2 separate regions of the Homo sapiens genome follow, and region 1 is linked to region 2. A link is an interaction called in ENCODE POLR2A ChIA-PET data of the cell type or tissue named here. Cell type or tissue: PC-9. All regions are shown on one strand. Links, peaks and the distances in the headings refer to the core of each region. The heading gives the core; the rest is flanking DNA. Region 1 overlaps PLD1 (phospholipase D1). Region 2 overlaps FNDC3B (fibronectin type III domain containing 3B).

Evidence for each region. Peaks named below come from ENCODE experiments on the same cell type or tissue, not always from the same donor. Only the 100,000 strongest peaks of a DNase experiment are listed, where the experiment ranks them.
Region 1: POLR2A ChIA-PET joins it to region 2 with 9 read pairs; 2 of 35 experiments call an interaction of 5 or more read pairs at or near these places.

What each region holds. Positions count from the first base shown.
Region 1 is chr3:171,789,948-171,794,347 of GRCh38, forward strand. All of the region lies in intron 1 of PLD1 (phospholipase D1), which reads right to left. Among named protein-coding and RNA genes, the nearest start is that of PLD1, 18 kb to the right of the region's middle. In PC-9, for the core only: no CTCF peak of the experiment used is centred there; DNase peaks (open chromatin) are centred at 334, 1,924 and 2,772; H3K27ac peaks cover 2,086 bases.
Region 2 is chr3:172,237,076-172,241,475 of GRCh38, forward strand. The region is part of intron 4 of FNDC3B (fibronectin type III domain containing 3B); the gene reads left to right. It also overlaps the pseudogene RN7SL141P. Among named protein-coding and RNA genes, the nearest start is that of FNDC3B, 200 kb to the left of the region's middle. In PC-9, for the core only: no CTCF peak of the experiment used is centred there; no DNase peak of the experiment used is centred there; H3K27ac peaks cover 1,848 bases.

The DNA.
Region 1 (4,400 bases), core at 322-4,321, 450 kb before region 2:
ATATTCTCTCCTAAGAGGTGGGGAAAAGAAAGGAGACAGCAACATTTTGCAGCATGCATGTACACACATGCCTTTACCTAGTTATTCAATCAAGTACTAATCTACTGCTGCTGTGAAGGGATTTTGCAGATGTAAGGTATGTAATCAGTTGATTTTAGTTAGTCAAAAGGGAGATTATCCTGAGTAGAACTGAGGTAATCAGCTGAAAGTCCTTTAAAAGAGGGCTTAGGCCCTCCCTGGATTCAGAGACTCCAAGCTTCAGCTCCACTCACAGGGATCCAGCCTGCTCATGGTCTACCTGCCTGACTGGTTGCCCTGTGGATTTCAAGCTTGTTTAGCCAGTCCCACAATTGAGGAAGCCAATTCCTTGTAATAAATCCCTTAATGCATGTAACCTACTAAGTCTGCATCTCTGGTAAACCCTGACTGATTCATGATGTTACGGTTATTACTGTTGTGAGGACACAGAGGAAGACCTCTTGGCGTGGAATCACCCAGAAAGACACTAAAGAATCTCACTCTTGTACTAGCTCTCTCCCAATCTCTTGCAATAATGGCCAGGAGAAGAGAAGATTGTGAGTTAATTTTTCAAAAAATGAGATTTATGATAATTTAGAGATGCACAGTGAGGTGTGGCTATGTTACTAAGCTCTGGCCAATGAGATGTAATTGGGAGTACTGGAATTATGAGACAGGGCCTGCAAAGGAAGCTGGCATGCTCCTCTTCCTCTATTCTCTGTCTGTAATGTAAATATGATGTTGAGAGCCCCAGCAGCCATCTCAGACAAGGGCCACATCCTGGAGGTGGCAGATTGGAGAGCTCTAGAGACTGATGACTTCTAGAGCCGTCATGCCAGCTCCCAACGGACTACTTCTGGACTGTTTATACATGAGAAATAAAGCCACTACCTGGGGGCTCTGATACTTGTAGTGAAACACAATTCCTAACTGATATAAGAATTGTTTTCTTTAGTCTTCCTATTCCCTTAGCAGTAGACTTTTACATCTAAGTTGCTACGTTATCAGGAATAGCTGTATTTAATTTCACTGCTATGTACATAGGACACATTAAGTGTTTAAGAGGATTAGAGGAGACAGCCACAGTAAAAGCTTTTTCGTATTTCTCCATGTTTCTGTGTTTTGGCAAAAGAATATGAGAACTTTTCATAGTCTGCAACAAATGCCTTCACAAAGCCACAAACTTTAATTCCCATGGAATAGAATTTCATATGGCAAGCCTGTGGTTACATCCAAATCCACTTATTCAACAGATTTGTGCTGTAAAAAAACCTCACACTAGCCTATCTCTTTAGATAGGCTCTGTCTTTTCATGTTGGAGTCATCTAATTTTCCCCAAACCAACAACCCTTGCACATGTCTGGGGTATATTTTTTTGCCGAATGCAAACCACATGGTCATTTCAAAGCCTATAATTCAGTTCAGGAGCACTGGGCTTTCTGGATGCTCGTGAACATAACCATCAAGAGTGACACACATTTCTGGCAGTCACCTTGCCAGCTCCAGCTCTATTGTGTCTCTATATCACGGTGAAAAACTGCCTGACACACTAGGCAGCTGACATGTGTAGGGAAAAAAATATCAGGCCTGTGACCAAGGGGAAAATGAAGTGATTAATATGGAAAACACAACAAGAAACATCAAACAGGAAAAAGCTGACACTTCCTATTCCTTTAGCTTCAAGTAAATGTGTTTTCTCCTCACACTGACTGTAAAAGGCTGGATCGAAGTATTGACATGATATAAACGTGTCAGATGTCTTCCTCACCTGGGGCCATTCATAATACTGAAGAGTCTTTCACTCCTTTTTTTTTGTTTTGTTTTAGAGGGAGGGAGGGAGGTGAGGTTAACGTAATCATAACCCTGAAAAGATAAACTTGGGAAACTATAAGCATAAACACAATGGGCCGAAGTGTTCCCAGTGTGAGTCACCACTGTTGTGCCCCAGCTCCTTTGTTCCTGCCATTTCCTTCCTTTCAGAGTTCCGGAACATTCCTCTCTGGCTGGCCTGGCTCCCTTTCCCAACACCATCCCTTAAACACTGGTGTTCTTCAGGCTTCTGAACTCGACCTAGTCTACCTGTAGACTGTGTCTCCTCATTCTATGTCCTCACAGGGAGGTGAGTCTCATAGATACTCATTCATACCCACAGCTTTACTACTCCCAATGCCACCATTCCTTTCTTCTCTTTCTCCTGAAGGCCCAGTGCCTAGTGAACTGTCCTACCAGTATCTATTTCATCAAGTCCCAAACTGAACATAGTCATGCTTTTCTACCTTGCATCTCAATTCCATCCTCTTTCCCTGTCTCACAGCCCAGCCACATATGCACCCTGTACCTCCGTTATTGGCCCCATCATGCACCCAGGGGCCAGTTCCATCCTCTTATCTATTCCACCTTATTTCATATACTAAGAGTAGTGGGGGCTGGGTGGCCCCAAATGAGATTCTTATATTCTGGGAATGCAGATGGATCAGGGGCCCCTGGCCATCCATCAGGCATTCAGTACCACACCAGCTGATCTGCAAGGTGAGAAGGGGGCCCTCAGACACGAAGGTCTCGCTGAGCAAACCAGGGGACAAACCAGGAGAAGGAAGAGGGCCTGTTTCCCTGCCCAGCCCCAGACTGGCTGAGGCTGATGGAGCAAGTAGCTGCAGGAAGAAGTGGAGAGGATTGTCTTTCCCCCTGCCTCTGTGAGTCACAGAGAAACACAGTAAATTTAGGCTCCTGGTGACAAAAGGAGTCAAGGACATTTCTGCAGGGCACATACCAGGTTCCAGCATCTTTCTAGAGCCCCACCCTCCCCCCAGATTTGCAAACTTGAAAAAAACAAGTCCTGGCATGTGACTCCTTTTGGCATAAATCCTCTTCAGGAGGACACCAGCTATGGCTGAGGTGGAGCCTCACACACAAAGCCCTTTGGCCCACGGTCATCAACAAGGAAGCCAAAGCGGAAGACTCCCCAAGGAAGTGGGGCTCTCAAAACACATGTGAGACAATGCCAAGATACCACCAGGAATACCTGAAGGAGACTTGCATTGAAGGTCCTACGGATCCACGTGGGAACACAAACCAGTGAAATTTGCGTGATCTCCACTGACTAGACATCATTTGAACCCTCATGCTGGCAGGGTCTGAAGACATTTCGTAATCTGTCTCCACTTTTGATCCCTACTGTAGCTCCCCTACAAAACATTTCTACAGATTGCTACCAAGGTAATCTTCTAAAATTATAACTCCAGTGGTATTCTGGGCTGGCTCATATAGGCTCCTGAGAGCAGACTGGGAAATTTTCATCAAGATTGGGAAATTTTCAGCAATTTTGTGAGTCAGTTGTTAAACACATAAATCATTAAAAATTAAAATATTAAAAATTGAAGTTACTAAAAATTAAATTATATAAACTTACAATAAATTATATTAAAGCAAAAGTTCTCCATTTATCACTTCTTTATTACTTTTCTATATTTTAATAATGTCTATTGTCTTGAGGTTACTTATGCCTATTTTATGTGTAGTGCAGTCCCCCCTTATCTGTGGTTTCATGTAACTAAAATTTCAGTTACCTGCAGTCAACCATGGTCCAAAAATATTATATCGCTACTTTTGCACTTTGTAGCCATTATTAAGTAAAATACAGTTACTTGAACATAAGCCCTATGATACTGATAAAACCACTGTTAATCTGATCACAGAGATGGCCACCGAGTGACTGGCAATGCTGGCAGGATGGAATGGAGGAGTGCAAGATTTCATCACACTACTCAGAATGGTGCACAATTTATAACATGAATTGTTTATTTCTGGCGTTTTCCACTTATGTCACACTGCCTAGGTTATTCGCCTCACTTCATCTTCACACAGGCATTTTATCATCTCACATCATCACAAGAAGGGGCTGGGAGTGGTGGCTCACGCCTATAATCGCAGCATTTTCGGAGGCCGAGGCGCATGGATAACCTGAGATCATGAGTTTGAGACCAGCCTGGCCAACATGGCAAAACCCCGTCTCTACTAAAAATATAAAAATTAGCCGGGCGTGGTGGCACACGCCTATAATCCCAGCTACTCGGGAGGCTGAGGAAGGAGAATCGCTTGAACCTGGGAGGTGGAGGTTGCGGTGAGCCGAGATCGTGCCACTGCACTCCAGCCTACACGAGGGGAGCAAGAATCCATCTCAAAAAAAAAAAAAGAAAAGTACTGTACAATAAGATATTTTGAGAGAGAGAGAAAAAGAGAGATCACATTCACATAATTTTTATTATAGTATACCATTATAACTCTTCTATTTTGTTATTAGTTATTGTTAATCTCTTACTGTACCTAATTTATATATTACATTTTATCATAGGTATGTATGTATAGGGAAAAAAATCATAGCG
Region 2 (4,400 bases), core at 236-4,235:
TGTACAAAGCCAGTGGAAGGATTGCCGTTTTTGAGAGTGTCTTCTTATACTGATCACCTCTGAAATAAAGCCTGTCGGTAAGATTCATGCCCAGAAATGCTGAAGACAAGCACCAGTACCTTCAGTACCTTCAGCTGTGATTCTCCTGAACAGCAACACTTGATTTGTTAACTGGAGCTAACCCTTCTCCCCTCAGTCTGTACCTTACCTATTGCCTGCAGTTGGTGTGTGGGTTAAAAATTAAGCACCAGCTGGGCAGTGTGTGCCTTACAGGCCGGAGGATTGCTTGAGCCCAGGAGTATTGGGCTGTATCACACTATGCTGACAGGGTGGTCGCACTAAGTTCAGCATTAATGGGGTGACCTCCTGAGAGCTGGGGACCACCAGGTTGCCTAAGGAGGGGTGAATTGGCCCAGGTCAGAAATGTAGCAGGTCAAAACTCCTATGCTGATCAGTACTGGGAACATGCCCATGAATAGCCATCACACTCCAGCCTGGGCAACACAGTGAGACCCTATCTCTTAAAAAAGAAAAATAAAGCACCAATGGGATGGGAAATTTCAGATTTCTAGACATAAATGAGAGTGCTCATAAAAACTCTGGGGACTTTTTGTTCATGAATTAACTGATTAGCGAAAACCTTCATTTTGATCACCTATAAAACAGACAAAATTAGGTGTTTAGACTTAATCACTGGCAAGAACTGTTTGAGACAGACAATTGTAGTTTTCAAGGAACTTCTTCTTTTTCCTGATTCAGAAGAGGATATCTGTTATCAAGCTGTAAGTACTCTGCAGGATAATCTTTTTTTGTTATTATTTAAAGGGCTTTTAGAAACATCACCAGTCACTTATTTTTCCTTTTGAAGACAACAATAATCATGTTCTGTGGCAAAAGGAGCTGGTCCGAAACCTAGAATGATAATGAAAGTTTGCAAATATCAAATATTATTTCATCACTATTAGCCATTTACAGATGTGAAGAGAAATGAGCTTGAAAAGTAGTTTGATGTTTTCAACCACACTTTTAATCTTTAGATTTGAAAACAGAAAAGGAAGTCTGGAGATTAGGGTAATATATTCAATTCTTCCACCATTTTTTAATTTTTGATTTTTATTTTTGAGACAGGATCTTGCTCTGTCACCCAGGTGGAGTGCAGTGGCATGACCTCCCTTGCTCAAGTGATCCTCCCACATCATCCTCCCAGGTAGCTGGGATGACAGGACCGTGCCAGCACACCCAGCAAATTTTTGTATTTTTTATAGAGATAAGGTTTTGCCACGTTGCCCAGTCTGGTCTTGAACTACTGGGTTCAAGCAGTCGCCCGCCTTGGCCTCCTGAAGTACAGAGATTACAGTCATGAACCACCACAGTCAGCCCTCTACTGACATTTTTAAGTCAAGTAGCTTAATCTATAAAATAAAATGTTTGACCACTTAGTACTATAAAACTCTTTTGTTGCCCTAGAACATTCCTTTATCCTAATTTTTCTTTCTTCTTATGGTACTTGGGTGATGGTGGTGAGAGTTGGCAGCACAAGGGGGATTGGCTAGGGTGGGTACAGACCTTACGTTTCAAATCTCTACCCTACCTGAAGAACAAGCTTGCCTTTCCTTTTTTATATTATCTACCATATTAGAAAATGCAGAGGGAAGAGTTAGTGCAAATTGGGAAAGTGAGTACCGATGCATTTGTACTCCTGATTGGTGAGCAAAATAAAACTGCTCAGCCTCCTATAGGATTAAAGTAGAACTTACACTGGAGATGTTTGATCTTTCTGTATAAATGTTTGTGATAAAATCATGCTTATTTAAAATAAGAAGATCAGGAATGATAGATATAAAATTAACTGGATTCAGATTTTCTGAGATTTTAGAATAGGATGTCAGCTATTTACCAGAGTTATGGAGAAAAGTTTTAATAATGACGTGCTAATATTCTTGGCAGATACCAAATCTAAGCAGATATAATTAATTTATTTTTTTTTTTTTATTTTGGCTTGCTTTCTTATTCATTTACTCATTTAACCAACATTTACTGAAAGTCTTCTGTGTGCCCAGTTGCTTCTGAGGGACTTGCAGCTGGGTGGGAGAGACAGATGTGTAGTCCAAGCTACAGGATAGAGGTGCTGAGTGGAGAGGGGAGAGGTGAGCACCAGCCTGCTTGGGAGAATCCTGGATTCTGCCTACCCATCCCCTGAGTCCATGCAGCTTGTTTATATTGACCAGCCTTGTTCTTCTCTTTGTTCATTGTTCGCATGCTCACTTTTATCTGAGACATCTTCTCTTCCTGGAATGACCTGGGATCCCACTTTAGGCATGTTGGCAGCAATAAGAAATTCAGCCTGAGCCTGACTTTCACAGACTCATTTGGTCCCAGTTTTCTGTGTCCAGGCAACTCACCCAGTGTTTTCTGCCACCCTGGCAAACTGGCTGCCAGCACATCACACTACGTATGTTTGTGGGTTCATATGTGTCCACGTGCAGAATCTGCCCATTTCCTGGATCATCCTGGGCCATCTGGGGAAGCCTTTTTAATTTTTTCTTTTGCCTCCTGCCTTTCAAGCTTCTCTTTTGATTCTTGTGGCTTGTAGTCCAACAAGAGTAGAAGGAAAGAGCTTCAGGAAGTGAGGAGTTTATTAAAATTCCTTTGAAGCATTTCAATTCAGTAAGAGGAACTATCTTTTCTGTTAGCTAAGACAAAAAAAAAAAAAAAGAAAAAAAGCAAATAACAACAACCCTCAAAAAAATATAAATGTTTTTAGGAGATCCATTTTAGTTCTTTTTTTTTTTTTTTTTTTTTTTTTTTTTTGGGATGGAGTCTTACTCTGTCACCCAGGCTGGAATGCAGTGACGCGATCTTGGCTCACTGCAAGCTCCGCCTCCTGGGTTCACACCATCCTCCTGCCTCAGCCTCCCGAGCAGCTGGGACTACAGGCTCCCGCCACCATGCCTGGCTAATATTTTTTTGTATTTTTAGTAGAGATGGGGTTTCACCGTGTTAGCCAGGATGGTCTTGATCTCCTGACCTTGTGTCCTGCCCACCTCGGCCTCCCAGAGTGCTGGGATTACAGGCGTGAGCCACCGCGCTCAGCCCCATTTTAGTTCTTATACACAAAATTGATCCTCCTTTACCCAGTTCCGTGTCCTTGAGTGTATTACCTTCACTTCCCTAAGCATCATTCTTATTTCTAAAATGGGGATAACTGTAACTGTATGTGCCTCACAGGATTGTTGGCAGGATTTAGTGGAGTGGTAACATTAATAGTAGTAATTGATGAGTAAGATTTTGTTACATTATGTATCAGGTACTGTTCTAAGAACTTGAACTCTACCTAACTCCTTTCTGGTAGAGGGTATTAAAAGCATAGCAGTATTCAATAAGTATTAGTTGTATCCTGAATCCTTTTCACATCTCTTAATAACTCAGGTATCCTAATTCTCAACAGTTGATTGTTTACCTATTTACTTCTCAATATACAGCTTCTGTATAATTTTCTACATAATGAAAACTTTGATGTACACACCAGTATGAAAAATCTTGGTTCTGCAGCATACCAGTTGCACAATTTAATCATGCTGTGCCTTGGTTTTCTTCATCTAAAGCAGGGATGCCAATACCTAATTCTCAAGTGTTAAGGAAGTTGAATGAGATGGCCCATGTCAAGCAGCTGACAGACCACAGGCACTGACTGATGTCCTTTTCCATCTCCCATCCTGTGCTGCTCCTGGGAACCCTCCATCTTGCTGTTATCCCCAGGCTGTTTCATTTTGTTTTGATGATTCTCTTGGTCATATTTATAAGAACACTAGTATAAGACAAAGATTCTCTCCGTTGCACATTTTGTGCCTTATTCTCTAGCCACTTATGCTTGTTTCTAGGCCACAGGATAGCAAGAATACTAGGCACGTAGAAGATTTTTTGTAAACGTGTACTAAGCTGGATAAAACAGACATGATAAAGAATCAGCCTGGCTTCTATTAGCCATCAGGCCAGATTTCTTCATTAGCCTGAGCAAGATGGCTCAGTGTTTGTTCACAGAGGCTAAACGTATCACTTTTTAAAAGAGAGTTTTTGTTTGTTTGTTTTAAATCAGGCAAGGCTTGTAGAACTTAAGGTAGAAGAAAGTGCTGGATTGAGCCTTTGTAATCTAAGGGGGTGTATTAGTTTAGTAGGGCTACCATAACAGAATACCACAGACTGGATAGTTTACACAAGAGAAATTTATTTTCTTACAATTCTAGAGGTTGGAAGTCCAAGATCAAGGTGTCAGCAGGATTAGTTGGTTTCTTCTAAGGCTTCTCACCTTGGCTTGTAAATGGCCATTGTATTTTCCATTTTCAAGCTGCTAATAAAGACATTCACAAGATTGGGCAATTTACATAGGAAAAAGGTTTAAT